Linked DNA regions of Homo sapiens: region 2 is linked to region 1. A link is a loop called in an ENCODE intact Hi-C map of the cell type or tissue named here. Cell type or tissue: Caco-2. All regions are shown on one strand.

Evidence for each region. Peaks named below come from ENCODE experiments on the same cell type or tissue, not always from the same donor. Only the 100,000 strongest peaks of a DNase experiment are listed, where the experiment ranks them.
Region 2: a loop joins it to region 1, with 12 times the contacts of the local background. A loop is called at or near these places in 17 of 110 quality-filtered maps.

What each region holds. Positions count from the first base shown.
Region 1 is chr11:129,747,921-129,755,920 of GRCh38, forward strand. No RefSeq gene overlaps it. Among named protein-coding and RNA genes, the nearest start is that of TMEM45B, 64 kb to the right of the region's middle. RefSeq lists enhancers at 2,124-2,625, 2,626-3,125 and a silencer at 2,913-3,012. In Caco-2, a CTCF peak has its summit at 3,092 (motif pointing left); a DNase peak (open chromatin) is centred at 3,001; H3K4me3 peaks cover 185 bases.
Region 2 is chr11:128,881,747-128,889,746 of GRCh38, forward strand. No RefSeq gene overlaps it. Among named protein-coding and RNA genes, the nearest start is that of KCNJ5, 5.6 kb to the right of the region's middle. In Caco-2, CTCF peaks have their summits at 3,155 (motif pointing right), 3,357, 4,839 and 6,426; DNase peaks (open chromatin) are centred at 3,175 and 4,845; H3K27me3 peaks cover 268 bases.

The DNA of each region.
Region 1 (8,000 bases):
GTGCCTCAGCCTCCTGAGTAGCTGGGGTTACAGGCGTGAGCCACCACACCTAAGTTTTGTATTTTTAGTAGAGACAGGGTTTCACCATGTTGGCCAGGCTGGTCTCGAACTCCTGGCCTCAAGTGATCTACCCACCCCTGCCTCCCAAAGTGCTAGGATTAGAGGTGGGAGCCACTGCACCCGGCCTCTATTTTTATTTTAGGTTCAAGAGGTACATGTGTGGGTTTGTTCCATGAGTATCTTCATGATACTGAGGTTTGGGTTTCTAACGATCCTTTCACCCAAGTAGTGAACACAGTACCCAATAGGAAGTTTTTCAATTCTTTCCCCACTCCCTCCCCTGTTTTTTATTTTTATTACTTTGCTTTTGTCTCCATGTCCCCATATCATAAGCCTCTTGAGAATGGAAACCACGTCTAAGCTTCCTTGTATCCCCCTCAGTGCCTGTCATGGTGCTGGGTACAGGGGCACCAATGAGTACCTGTTGAGATGAACAGGGACCACCTTGAAGGGAGAGGGCTGGGGAAAGGAGAAGGCAGGCACAGTAAGAGCTCATGTCCTCTGCATACTGGTTACATGCTGGTGCTGTCATCGGCATTTAACATGTGCTAATCTGCTTAATTTTCACAGCTGCCTTATGAGGTGAACCCACCTTACAGAACAGGTGATTTAGGCACAGAGATGTTACCTGAATGGCCCAAAGTCACACAGCTACTAAGAGGCAAAGCCAGGATCTGAACCCAGAGAGTCCAGCTCCAGAGTCCATGATCTTCCATGTCTCCCACTACTGCAGAAGGACAGCTATCCCCTGGTGGCATGTGGGCAGTAATCAGGCCAGAGAAACGGAGGAAGTATATACTTTCCAGAAAAAAATAAACCAGACCTAGAATCCTTATCCCAACTCAACTTGCAATGACCGCTAAAAAAGGGTCTCTTCAGCATAAGGACAAGGTGTCTGTCCCCAGGGCCTCAGCTCTGCTTCTAGCTATCAACATGTCCAGAGGACACTGACTGTGGCCTCTGCTCTCTCCCACCTCCCAGAGCTCCTTCCTGCCTCTTCATAGATGAGGGGAGAGATGATGGGAGACAGAGGGTGGCATTTGCCAATGGAGACTAGCCCCAGGTCAGAGAGCCTGGGCTGGCACTTAGGAGTTCCCTGCTGGGAGCGACCCCCAGCCCAGCTGCATGCACCAAACTCCACCCAGCAAGAGAATTCTCACTGCCCTAGAAAAGCAGCTCCCCAAATTTAAACAATCCTGACCCCACCTTCTGCCTCCTGCACATACTTTCTTTGAAATCTTCCAATGCTGAGTAAAGGAAAGATTATTTGATGTCTCTGAGTCTCATCTCTACAAAACCAACCCTGGATGGCCACGTCCAAAGCTACCAGAGGTAACCCCAGTTCTGCTCCAGGGGAGGGGATAAGACAGCATCGACTGCCTTGCAAGGAAGGATCTTGCAACACGCAGCCCGAGAAGAACCTTTCAAGGAGGACAGGGGAAGACTTTATTTTAAAAGTAGTGACTGTTTCAAGGATCTACCTTATGAAGTAAAAGTGAACTTCTTGCTCCAGTAAGTAATTTAAAAGACAAATACGTTCACAGACATACATAGCAACAATGAAGAAACCATAAACCATCACACCAGTTGTCCAAGGCATAAACTGTCAGTGTGGTTCCAAGAGACATTGGCTTGGTTTGGTTTTGATGGAAATCTCTGTATTATCTATTTTTTCCCTAAATGCAAAGTGAAGAGTGTTTTTATCCTTCCTTTATTCACTCAGTGAACACCTACTAAGTGCGACCTCCAGTCCTCAGGCTGCATGCTGGAGATTCAAAGGTGAATATGAACTCAATGAGATGACAGCCCAGAAGACAGAGATGGATAAGTAAATAGTCTCAAGTGCAGTGAAAATTTTGGATTTCTGGGATAGGCGCTATTGATTCTATAAAGGGGACAAACCATGAAGGAAGAGTTAGACGAACCCAAAGGCCATCACGGAGGAGGCAGTGCTTCTGCAACATTGCGAGGAACTGCAAGTAGTATAAAAAAGCAACAGCAGGCGTCGGGGAAAATAGTGAGAATGAACACTGGACATGGATGTGGTGGCACACCTGTGGTCCCAGCCACTCAGGAGGCTGAGGTGGGAGGATTGCTTGAGCGCAGGAGGTTAAGGCTACAGTGCGCAGTGATTGTGCCACTGCACTCCAGCCTGGGCGACAGAGAGAGACTCTGACTCTAAAAAAAAATGAAAATAAAATAAAATATTAAAGACGTAGACAGGAGTCAGATCATGGAGTAAAAGAATTATTCCATTAATGCAGCTCTTGTAAGCACTTCCATCTGACGTAGCCGAGGACTTGATTCAAAATCCTTTCTTTGACCTGCATTGCCTAGAATTCTCCGAGAGAAAACAAGCTTTGCAGACTCTCAAAGGGAATGTCTGGCCATGGTGGAACGCGGGCCCTTGGAGGACTGGCCGGGGCTATGACTCTGGAAGCAGCAAGGGAGGCAAGTGCGCAAGCCTCACCGAGAAGGGAAGACCAGGCTGCTCTCAGCTCTCGGCCGGGCTCCTCACACACCGGAGTGGGCCTAAAGTTCGAGGAGCTTCTTTCTCCTTTTCTCCCCGCAGTGCTTAACGTCTCGGGCCACGGGCTGCCAGCACTCACCTTCTGCCGAGGCCGCCCTGCGGCCTCCCTGTTCTGAGGCCCCTGCCCCTCCCTGATGAAACTTCCTCGGTGCTAACTTGGCAAGAACAGGCAAACGCTGCTGTGCTTCCCTTTGCCCATGAAAAGAATGAGGTTTAGGGGAGGCTCTGCACAGTCCTGTGCTGCCCGGGAGAGCTGAGCAGAAGCTGTTGAAGCCGGCCTCCTGGACTGAGCTTGGTCCAGCAGCCTATCCACGTGAGAGCCCTGGCTGTCTGGAGGCACAGGGAGCGGCTGGGCCTGCAGCGTCCCACCTGGAGGGAAAGGACGCACCGCGACGGAGGCGTGGGCCCTGCGCCGGTGCTGGGCAGGCGGCGGCCGCGCGCCCGGGAGCCACGCTTCTCCGGCGGAACGCGGCGCCCCCTGGCGGCAGAACGCTTGTGGCCGCCGTTACGCTCGTGTGGAAACAGCGCCATCTGCCGAACGTTCTGTCACATTGCTGATTGGCCCACACAGATTTTGTAAGGATTTTTCCTTCTGCTTGCTTAAATCAGGCCGTCCTGAGCCTATTCAAAGTGTACTTTTGAAATGAAAAAAGAAACTGACTGTACAAGATGTTTTGCTCGCTGGAAAAACGAGGATGAAAGGAAAATGGGTAGCGATTATCTGAATAACATGTGCTTCCTGTCTGTAGTGAGGTGTGAACATGGTGGGGCCGCACGTTGCAGAGGAAAACGCATGCATTTTGGAGTCAGGCAACTGCAATCAAATTCTCACTAGCTCCGTGAGCTAGGAAAGTTACTTAGCATTTCTGAGCCTCATTTGTCCTTATCTGTAAAGTAGAAGTACATTTACCTTGCAGCATTGTAGCAAAAGTTAAATAAAATAATGTGCATAAAATGAAAATTAAATGTGTATGAAGTAAATCAGATAATATGTATAACAGGTAGGCTTTAAAGTATAACATAAAAATATCACATAGACATTTTTCTAATTGTTAGAATCGTGAAATATTCCTGAAATGGATTTATCAAATGAGAAGATGGAATCTCTCTGAGGTATTTTTAAATTTTCTCTACAATGGTTGATTCTGACCTTTCTGTAAAAGACGATCTATTTCTGGGCACAGATCCTAGAAGCAGAATTCTGCCAAAGTGAGACTCCACTAACATTTATTGAATGTCTGCCACATGCTAGACACTTTCAAAGATGCTCTTTCATTATCGCCAGTAAAATCTGAAGCTTCAGGATCTATTTCCTCTTCCCAGCAGAAAGTTTTGCCAGGAATATTAGAACCTCTTTTTTACAGCCTCTCAAGTACTTTCAAGATTACTCAGAAAATCCCAAAACTTTGAACAACCCAAATGCCAATTAACAGGAGAATCAATGATAGTACATCCATACAATGAAACATTACTGGGCAATGAAAAAGACAAACAACCAGATAAACACCGCAGGAGGGACTCTCAAATCTGAGGCAAAAATAGAAAGTCAGGCCAAAAATATACTGTATTTGCATGAAGTTCTAGAATATGAAAACCTAAATGATGGAGATAGAAATCAGAATCGTTGTCCACACAGGATAGGGGTGGGGATTGACTGCGGAGGGGCACTAGGCAACTTATGGGGTGATGGGCATGTCCTGAATGTTGATCTAGGTGCTGGTTGCACAGTTATGTACAGGCAGTGGTGTGCTGAAGCCTGCTGGCACCATCAAGAGAGTGGACTGTTAATTTTTCAGGATGTTTGCAAGCCAGTCAGCATCACATTGATAGCTTGGAATCCACCGTGGTGGAAATATTTATACTCCAGAAATTGGCAAACACTACAAAGCAGGGCTTTTTTATCCCACCAGAGAGCCAGTTGTAAAACATGTATGAACACACAACTGTATATATTTGCCAAAGCTCATTGAATTATATATTTCAGATCTATGCATTATACTGTATGCAAATTATATTTCAAACATGGGGGGTGAGTACAAGCTCTCCGCTATCAGAGTGTGCAGAGCACAGCTGGAGGCCCATGCTGAGCAGCTGGGGAGAAAGGTTGGAATCAGTCATTTCTGGAATGGAAAAGCAAAATTTAAGAAGTCTTTTCAGTCATAATGGGTCTAAAGCAAGAAAGCAGATCAAAATACATAAGCCTCAGAATAGAGGTGCAAGACTGGGTCAGCATTTTGATAATGGCTGCACAGATTGCAAATCATCAGCCTCACCTTAGCAAGGAGGAACTGGAGGCCCATATCAGAATCCAATGTTCATCATCTATAATTTTATTAATTTTATTCTTTAAATCATCACACAGGCCAGGCACAGTGGCTCACACACTTTGGAGGCTGAGACAGGTGGATCGCTTGAGCCCACGAGTTTGAGACCAGCTTAGGCAACATGGCGAAACCCCATCTCTACAAAATACAAAAAATTAGCCAGGCACGGTGGCACATGCCTGTAGTCCCAGTTATTCAGCAGGCTGAGGGTGGGAGAATCACCTGAGCCCAGGAGTTTGAAGCTATAGGGAGCCATGATTGTGCCACCGCACTCCAGCTTGGATAACAGAATGAGATCCTATCTAAAAAAATATATATATATATATATATATACACACACACACACACACACATTTTTTTTTAGTGTACAGTTCTATAATTTTTACATATGTATAGATTCACATAAGCACTGCCACAATCAGGATTCAAAATAGTGCCATCACACCCCTAAAAACTCCCTCATGTTTTCCCTTTATAATCACAGCCTCTCCCATTCGTAACTCCTGGCAACCACAGATCTATCCTCCATCAGTATTTTATCTTCTCAAAAATGAGAAATACAGCACGTAAACTTCTGAGACTACTTCCTTCCCCATCCCCCAGCATCATGCCTTGGAAAGTGCTCAGCTGCTGCATGTGTAAACAGTTCATTCCTTTCTACTGCTGAGTAGTATTTCATTGTATGGATATACCACAACTTCTTCATGCATTAACCTGTTCAGTCACCTGTTGAAGGACATTTGCTTGGAGCAATTATGAATAGAACATCAGATAATCACAGAATTATCAACAGAACATTTATATAAAGGTTTTTATGTAAGCATAAGTTTTCACTTCTCTAGGAAGTGGGGTTTCTGGGTTATAAGACAAACACGTTAGCTTTATAAGAAATTGCCAAACTTTTCCAGACTGGCTATACCATTTTTTATTCCCACCCACAATGTATAAAATTTGAAATAGAGCTTTGGGAGGCCGAGGCGGGCGGATCACGAGATCAGGAGATTGAGACCATCCTGGCTAACACAATGAAACCCTGTCTCTACTAAAAATACAAAAAATTAGCCAGGCACGGTGGTGGGCACCTGTAGTCCCAACTACTCAGGAGGCTGAGGCAGGAGAATGGCATGAACCTGGGAGGCGGAGCTTGCAGTGAGCCGAGATCACGCCACTGCACTCCAGCCTGGGGGACAGAGCGAGACTCAGTCTCAAAAAGAAAAAAAAAAAAGAATTGCAATAGAGAGAAGAATCAAACAGATGCAATAAAAAATGATATAGGGGATATCACCACTGATCCCACAGAAATACAAACTACCAACAGAGACTACTATAAAAACACTTCTATGCAAATAAACTCAGAAATCTAGAAGAAATGGATAAATTCCTGGACACATACACCCTCCCAAGTCTAAACCAGGAAGAAGCTGAATCCCTGAATAAACCAATAACAAGTTCTGAAATTGAGGCAGTAATAGCTTACCAACCAAAAAAAGTCCAGGACCACACGGATTCACAGCTGAATTCTACCAGAGGTACAAAGAGGAGCTGGTACCATTCTTTCTGAAACTTTTCCAAACAATAGAAAAAGAGAGAATCCTCCCTAACTCATTTTATGAGGCCAGCATCATCCCAATGCCAAAACCTGGCAGAGACACAACAAAAAAAGAAAATTTCAGGCCAATATCCCTGAGGAACATCCATGAGAAAATCCTCAATAAAATACTGGCAAACTGAAACCAGCAGCATCAAAAACCTTATCACCACGATCAAGTCGGCTTCATCCCTGGGATGCAAGGCTGGTTCAACATATGAAAATCAATAAACGTAATCCAGCATATAAACAGAACCAATGACAAAACCACATGATTATCTCAATAGATGCAGAAAAGGCCTTTGACAAAATTCAACACCCCTTCAATGCTAAAAACTCTCAACAAGCTAGGTATCGATGGAACGTATCTCAAAATAATAAGAGCTATTTATGACAAACCCATAGCCAATATTGGCAAAAACTGGAAGCATTCCCTTTGAAAACCAGCACAAGACATGGATGCCCTCTCTCACCACTCCTATTCAACATAGTGTTGGAAGTTCTGGCCAGGGCAATCATGCAAGAGAAAGAAATAAAGGGTATTCAAATACGAACAGAGGAAATCAAATCGTCTGTATTTGCAGATGACATGATTTTATATTTAGAAAACCCCTTCATCTCAGCCCAAAATCTCCTTAATCTGATAAGCAACTTCAGCAAAGTATCAGGATACAAAATCAATGTGCAAAAATCACAAGCATTCCTATACACCAATAACACAAACAGAGCACCAAATCATGAGTGAACTCCCAATTCACAATTACTACAAATAAAATAAAATACCTGGAATACGACTTACAAGGGATGTGAACGACCTTTTCAAGGAGAATTACAAACCACTGCTCAAGGAAATAAGAGAGGACACAAGCAAATGGAAAAATATTCCATGCTCATGGATAGGAAGAAACAATATTGTGAAAGTGGCCATACTGCCCAAAGTAATTTATAGATTCAATCTATCCCCATCAAGCTACCACTGACTTTCTTCACAGAATTGGAAAAAACTACTTTAAACTTCATATGGAAACAAAAGACAGCCTGCATAGCCAAGACAATCCTGGGCAAGAAGAACAAAGCTTGAGGCATCACGCTACTGGACTTCAGACTATACTACAAGGCTACAGTAACCAAAACAACATGGTACTGGTACCAAAACAGATACATGGACCAATGGAACAGAACTGAGGCCTCGGAAATAACACCACACATCTACAACCATCTGATCTTTGGCAAACCTGACACAAACAAGCAATGAGGAAAAGATTCCCTATTTAATAAATGGTGTTGGGAAAACTGGGTAGCCATATGCAGAAAACTGAAACTGGACCCCTTCCTTATACAAAAAACAACTCAAGATGGATCAAAGACTTAAACATAAGACCTACGACCATAAAAATCCTAGAAGTAAACCTGGGCAATACCATTCAGGACATAGGCATGGGCAAAGACTTCATGACTAAAACACCAAAAGCAATGGCAACAAAAGCCAAAATTGACA
Region 2 (8,000 bases), 870 kb before region 1:
TAGCAGTGTCCCCTTGAGATTTAAGCTTGTATAGCTATTTATTTATCTGATACCACATAAAATACATATGCCTATGGGGGCAGTAAACACAGCCTTTTTCATCAGTGCACATCAGAATCTACCGGAGAGCTTACTGCATAGGAGAAGGTCAAGAATGTTTACAGAATGGGTGATTAAAAATGAATGAATGACTTCAGCATAAAGATGGCAAGTTAAAGAAATGCTTCTACTTTTGCTCCCATCCAAAATCCCAATAAAACAACAGCTTTTTTAAAAAAGCATAAACCCTGAAGGGTGACAAGAACTGGAGAGGAAACAATAGCAACTTTCTTGAAACCCAGAAAGCAGATGCATTCTACACTTGTGCAAGAAAAAAAACAAACCAAGAACCAGTGCAATTGACACTTCAGACTCCCAAAAGGTTTAGATGTCTATGACCCTATCTACCCCTGGAAGTGGGGGGTGAAGGAAGCAGCCAAAAGAAGGGGGAGATGGGTTGAGAGTCCATTCAGGAAGCACCCTAGTTAGACCTCCTGTTCCCCTCCCGGACTCTGCCCAAAAAAGAGACTTCTCCCAGCCCTTCCTGGCAGAAGCCTGGAGATTTGTTCTCTCAAAAGTGGAAAACAAAGGGTCTCTTGACTGAAAAACACACAGAACCATTAAGGATGGGCTTATCAGACCCCCTCAAAGGATGACTAAGTAAACATATCCATACTAGATGTCAAGACTCCCAGCTCTCTCCTTCAACTTGGTTTCAGAAGGCTGGTGGTCAGGACTCAGTCCTCCAAGCAGGAGATTGAAAGAGCTCTTCCTGAGGAATCTGACTTTCCCGCAAGCAAAATCTGATACCAAGTGTTCCTGTAACAAAATGGCCTGCCAGAACACCCTACAGGGAACCCGACAGATGTCAAGTTCACAGGCCCAGAGCCTCCTCTTGCCCGGTTACCAGGCATCTGAGGAAAGACAGAGCAAAAACACAAGCATGAAAAGGCATCTTGGAGGAAACAGGGTCTGTACAGGGAGAAGAACGCTTCAAATAAAGAGGATGCTCCAAAAATCCTTCAGGGAATAGAAAAAAGGGGAGCCCTCGGAAATTAAAATATGATAGAAAAATAAAAATCTCAATGGAAGGGTTGAAAGAAAAAAGTTGAGGAGATCTACTAGAACATACTGCAAAAATACAAAGAGACGAAAGTAGAGAAAAAAGATGAGGAAATGAGAGGCTTCTGAGATCTGACACCTAAGTGAGAGGAATTCCAGGAGAAAACAGAGAAAATAGGAAGGAGGAAATCCTCAAAGAGGCATCGCAAGAAACTCACCCAGAAGGAAAGGCGATGATTAAAAGGGCTACCCAGTGTTCCGTACAGTGGATGAAAACAGTCCCACACCAAGGCACATCGTTGTGAAATTTCACACCACTACTCACTAAGAGAAGATCTGGCTAGTTTCCAGAAAGGAAAAAGAGGACCCGCAAAAGGATCAGGAATGAAACTTGCTTCGGGCTTCTAACAATATAATTGAAATGTGGAAGAAGAAGAAATCCCTCTAACATACCGAAGAAAAATAATTTCCCATTTAGAATTCTACACCTGCCCAAGTTGTCAATTGAATAGAATAGAGATATTCTCAGATATGCAGAATCTCAAAATTGTACCTTGCCCACTCTCTTTCCTAGGAAGCAATGGTAGGACGTGTTCTTCCTAAAAAGTAAGAGAGTGAACCAAGAAAGAAACACGCATGGGATTCAGGAAACAGGGGATGCAATATGGGAGTGAGGCAAAGCAAACAGAGATGCCAGGAAGCCAGCTGTGCGCTAGGCAGAGAGGGCAACCAGGCCAGACCAAAGGGAGCAGAAGGCACCAGGGAGATTTCTCCAGATGGAATCAGTAGGACTTCTGGTGCATCTGGACATCTTGAGAGGAGATTGAAATGGTAGGTGGAAATTTTTGCATTGAAATTGGTGATGAGGCCAGGCATGGTGGCTCATGCCTGTAATCTCAGCACTTTGGGAAGCTGAAGAAGGCAAATCACTTGAGGTCAGGAGTTTGAGACCAGCCTGGCCAACATGAGGAAACCCTGTCTCTATCCAAAATACAAAAATTAACCAGGCATGGTGGCGCGTAACGCACACCTGTAATCTCAGCTATTCAGGAAGCTGAGACAGGAGAATTGCTTGAATCCAAGAGGCAGAGGTTGCAGTGAGCCAAGATCGCACCATCGCACTCCAGCCTGGGTGACAGAGCGAGACTCCATCCCCCCAAAAAAGAAAAAAGAAATTGGCGATGAGAGCAAACACAACTACACAAACCAAACCAAGACAATTAATTAGTCCCTCCAGAGAAGAAAAAGAGTTGTGCAGGAAAGACAAAGCAATCTGGTTTGCTGCATGGATCAGCTACATACAAACAGAACTTTATAGACATAAAAATATTAAAACTGAGTATTCATCCAACCAAAATTGTGACACAGCTCCCTTGCTGGACGAGAAATGGGAAGTATGTGAGCACGTGGTGGGTTCAGGGGAGGAAAGGGAGCCACGTTTCCATCTTCAGTGGTAGAAAGTTCATAGGTCGTCTCTGAAGATGGAAGCATCTATAAGTATTACTAGAAGGGTGTCATTTACAGACAAAAACCAAAGGGAAAAAATAGCCAAAAGAAATGAAAGTGATGACCTCTGCAGATTGGAAGATGGTCAAAGAGGAAACCCAACTGCTTTTGTTTCAAATTATTTAGAAAAATGTGATGCTTCAAATATATTACTTTCATATATCACTTTTTTTTTTTTGACACGGAGTCTCGCTCTGTCACCCAGGCTGGAGTGCAGTGGCACGATCTCGGCTCACTGCAACCTCCACCTCCCGGGTTCAAGCGATTCTCCTGCCTCAGCCTCCCGAGTAGCTGGGACTACAGGCATGTGCCACTACGCCCAGCTATTTTGTGTATTTTTAGTAGAGACGGGGTTGGTTGGCCAGGATGGTCTCGATCTCTTGACCTCGTGATCCGCCCGCCTCGACCTCCCAAAGTGCTGGGATTACAGGAGTGAGCCACCGTGCCCGGCCAATATATTACCTTAATAAAACAAAAACTAAAGATCAAGGTAAGTAAATACATGTGTTCTACCTAGTGTGAAATCTCTTTCAAACACTAGATGGTGCTGTTGCCCCCCTTGTGGAAACCACACCGGGGCAGGGCAGGTGCTTGCTGGTCAGCATGTCTATGGAGTTTTCCACAAAACAGAATTAAGAGAGTTGTTATGAAAAAAGTTAGGAAGGAATTAAAGTTGTTCATTTTCTTTCCTTGCCAAATAGGAGCCCACTTCACTGGATAGGAAGAAAAACATCATTTGCCCCTAGCGGTGCAATAACTGGAAGCTCAGCGCTGGGCACCAAGCTGAGTCCTGGGGCTAAGTGCTGTGCCCTCTAGAAACAGATGTTGACTCGATAAAGTCAACTGTATGGCCAGCTGTGGCAAATGCCTCTCTCAGGCACCTGGGCCTGGACTCAAGAGTGAGAGGAAATTCAGGAACGGGAAGCTTGTTTCAGGGAAGCTGAAGCTACCATTGGTGCTCCCTATGGTCAGAATTCAATGGCATTAAAGGAACAGTGAATTTGGGATCATCCAATGACAAGTGGGAAGCTTATGCACTGGGAGAAGTCAAGGCATCAACATGAATATCAGGCCACTTTCCCAGAGAGCATGTCTGTTTTGAGTTGTGAGATGAATAGGAGGCCTCTTTAACACATCCTGCAAAGTCACTAATGACAGCTTGATGGCCTGGTCAATGATTAGGGGTTTTTTTTCCCATTGGCCCTATTTTCCATGACTTTTCTGGATCTGTACTTACCTACTTTGGACCTCTGCTGTGTTGCACACAGGTTTCATGGGATAAATACTATGAAAGAAATATTCTATTAACGAGGGACGCCGGCACACTGGCCACTCAATTTTCTTGCCACTCTTCCTTTCCAGGTCATTCTGCCACCCCAGCCTTGCTGACCTCCAGCCATCCTGATCACTCCTCTATCTCCTGTTCTGTATCCTTCTCCCTCTGTCCCAGATCTGAGCATAGTTCCCAGCTCTTGCCTCTTCTCCTTCTCTCTCCACCCTCCTCCAGATACCTAAATTATTTCTCAGAGTTTCAGTCTTCTCCTCTCTGCGGATGACATTCCAAAATCTCCACCCCATCCTCAACTCCCCCGTCATCACCAGACATCCATTCCTGCCTCTTCTCAGACAACTCCACTTAGGCAATTAGTGGAGTTGCCACTTTTTGTGGAGTTGCAATTAGTGGAGTTGCAATTAGTGGAGTTCTCACCAACCTTCAGTTAGACATGCATGCAGCATGTCTAGAATCAAACTCAGCAGCTCTCCCGTCCCAGTCACCTACTCCTGCTAATTTTCTCATTCCTGACATCAGGCATGCACGCATTCAATAAACATTTACTTGGGTTTTAAAAAACAAGGTTTACACCCTTAAGGAACTTGTAGATTGCAGGTAGAGGAGAGAGACAGGTCACAGAACCCCCAACACATGTGATCGGCGCTCTATCAGAGGGAAGCGGAGGGGTCAAGGTGTCCACAGAGGAGGGGATCTCAGTGCCTCTGGAGATTCAGGGGAGCTTAGCCCAGCTCAGCTCCAAGCCATCCAGTTTCATTCCTCTTCTCCTTTGGGCTCCTGTTGACCCTTTCTCAGCCACATCTTCTACATCATGCTCTTCCAAGCCCCAGTGTGCATAGTCACCTGGAGAGCTTGTTAAAAGGCAAATTCTCTTTGAGCAGGTGGAGGGTGGAGCCTGAGATTCCGCATTTCATACATGATCCCAGGGGGTGGCACTGTTGCCGCCAGACTGTGCAACCCACTACCCGTCCCAAGGCTCTTTCTTCCTTTGCCTTGTTGCAGCCTTATCACCTCAGGCCAGCACTAGGGCCCAGCCCACGAACGCTCTCCCTGCCTCCAATCCTAGACTGTGCAATACAGTAGCTGCCAGCCATAGTGCCTACTTAAATGCAAATTAATTAAAATTTAAAATTCCCTTTCCTATTCACAGTAGCCACATTACACCTAGGCAGTAGCCACAATGCCACATTATACAGACAAGATATCAGGCATTTTCTTCATTGCAAAAGTTCTGTTGGGTGGCACTGCACAATAATCTCAGCTCCACCTAAACTAACCACAAACTGACTACCAGCCTCACCACACTCTCAGCTCCTTGAAGGCAAGTTCTGTATTTGTCTTGTCATTTTTCTCTAAGTGCAGAACCTACCCCATATCCTTTCTTTCATTTGACAAATATTTATTGATCATCTCCTATGTAGCAGATGCTGTGCTTAGCACTGCTAAGGGGCACCCAGAGGTGAACAAGACAAACAGGGTCCCTGTCATTGCAGAGGTCACAAAGCACGTGCTCCATAAGTCTTCACTGAAATGAATAAATGAATGAATCATACACAGACAACCCCCAGGGAAATCTTCACAATGATTTTCATAATTCTCCCCAACTCAGAAATTCTTAATACTTGCTTTCAATCTGCAGAAGAAAATCCAGATGCCACAGCCTGGGATATGAGGCTCTTCTGAGAGGCAGAGATGCGTGGTTAATGTCTTCGTTTGTTAGGGCTGCCATAACAAAACATCACTGACGGGGTGGCTCAAGTAGAAATTGATTTCCCACAGCCCTGGAAGTTAGGAGTCCAAGATCAAGGTTGTCAACAAAGTTGGTTTCTCCTGAGGCCTCTGCTCGGCTGGGAGACAGCTGCCTTCTCCTAGTGTCCTCAAAGTAGTTCCTCTTCTTATGAGGATACCAGTCAGATTGGATTAGGACTCACCCTAATGGTCTTAGTTTAATTAATTCTTTTTTTTTTTTTTTTGAGATGGACTCACTCTGTTGCACAGGCTGGAGTGCAGTGGCACGATCTTGGCTCACTGCAACCTCCGCCTCCCAGGTTCAAGGGATTCTCCTTCCTCAGACTCCCGAGTAGCTGGGTCTACAGACATGCCCAGCTAATTTTGTATTTTTAGTAGAGACAGAGTTTCCCCACGTTGGCCAGTCTGATCTGAAACTCCTGACCTCAGGTGATCCACCCACCTCGGCCTCCCAAAGTATGAGATTATGGGCATGAGCCACCACACCCGGCCCCTTAGTTTAATTTAATCACCCCTTTAAAGGCCCCATGTCCAAATACAGTCACATTCGGAAGCACTGGGAATCAGGGCTTCAACATCTGAATTTGGGAGAGACACCGTTCATCTCATAACAATTAGAAATATGATCTTGGAAACTAACAAAACTGGGTTCTGCTAGCAGGTCTGAAATTCCTGCCAGTGTGAGGGGACTTGACTTGTCTGAGCCTGTTTTCTCTCCGGAGAAAGGTGCTAAAGCTACCTCCCTCCCGAGGCTGTCGAGAAAATTACAAGCAATTACTTACGTGAAGCATCGAGCAGAGCTCAGCACATAGTAGGCACTGCGTTAATTACAGCCACTGGCATCACCACTTTACCGCCCAGATCCCCCAGCAGCAACCCTTCCCTTTCTTGTGGTCCCTGAGCACCCTGAGCCTTGCCTGCCCAAGCCTTGATTTCCAGCCCGGCTCCTTGACTCCTCTCCCTCTCATCACATTCAAACCTTAGTCTTCCTTCCCTAAGTCCTTCAGACCTTCCTTCTCTGCGTAGCCTTGCCGTCAGAAGTCAGTCCCAGCTCCTCTTCTCCGAGCTGTGTTAGCATTCCTGTCAATTCCACACCAGCTCCCAATTAACACCTAGGAATTAAAATCCTATGCTGTTAATTTGTCTGCTGACTTCCCCCCACCCGCAGACATGCCACCTTCCCTGTTAGATGTGAGACATTTGAGATCAAAGCCCACCATTATACCTTTTGGTCTCTCTCATAGCACCTATCAAAGTGTCTCAAACATAGTAGGCCTTTATCAACCAAGAGAGTGTGTGGACATAAAAATACATACAGTCAACATTCGCTAACTGAGTAGGTGTAGGTGTAGGGGTGTGTGTGTGTGTTTGTGTGTGTGTCTGTTTAGCATTTTAAAAGCCATGGGAAAGAGAAACACCAAACTCAGGTGGCTGGTTCTCTCCTGAGGGAAGAGGAGGTAATCTCACATGGATTTGGCAGTGTTGGCAATGCCTGGTTTTGTTTTTTTAAACTGGGTAGCAGCTACAGTATTATGTTAAATATTGCAAAATAATATGTCCTTACTCGATAGATATCTGCTGTTTATGGACGTATGAAGAATTCTCCTGACATGAGAAAAAATGCTTAAAATATTTGTTTTAGAAGCTATTTAGTTAGGATTTCAGAGTATAACTCAACAAACTCCTTTAATTAATATTTTATCTAAAAGGAAATATTTATGAGACATTACCAGGCTCCTAATGCAAATATAACTTCTATAAATAGGAGAAAAAAATAATTTTCTGCAAGTCTTATATTCTAAAGAGAACATCTTTAATTGTGAACCCATCTCCCGCTCGATGAAAGAAGGTAAGAGAAGCAGATAAAGAGAACAGAAGAAGTGAGGCTGTACTCTAATTAACAGTGATAATACATACACATTTTCTGTTGCTTTCAAGCACCGCCTCAGCAATTTTCAGACAATGAAAGACATACTTAGCACCTTGTACCGCTCCCTGAGTAGTTCTTTTATTGCATTGCTATCCTCAGATGTTGTCTGTGCTCTTTGAGAGGCTTGGGCCTCTCAAAGCTCCTCCAAGTTGCAACAATTGCTCAGGACTAGAATCCCCAAATTTCGCGTTTTTCAGTTCTCAGGTGAGACCTGGACACAAATTTTTCTGTCTCCCGATCCAAGGTCCCATCACTGAGAAAATCTTTGCAAAACAGTATTTCCCAGAGCACCCTATATTTTGCTTTAAAGTCAGTCCAGGTCCCCTGACCCCCACCCCGTAATGGCAAAAGGAATATCATGGTCTTTATACCTAATCCAAAAGCAACTGCTGCCCCAGGACAGAGCCCCTCCTCAGGGCTCAG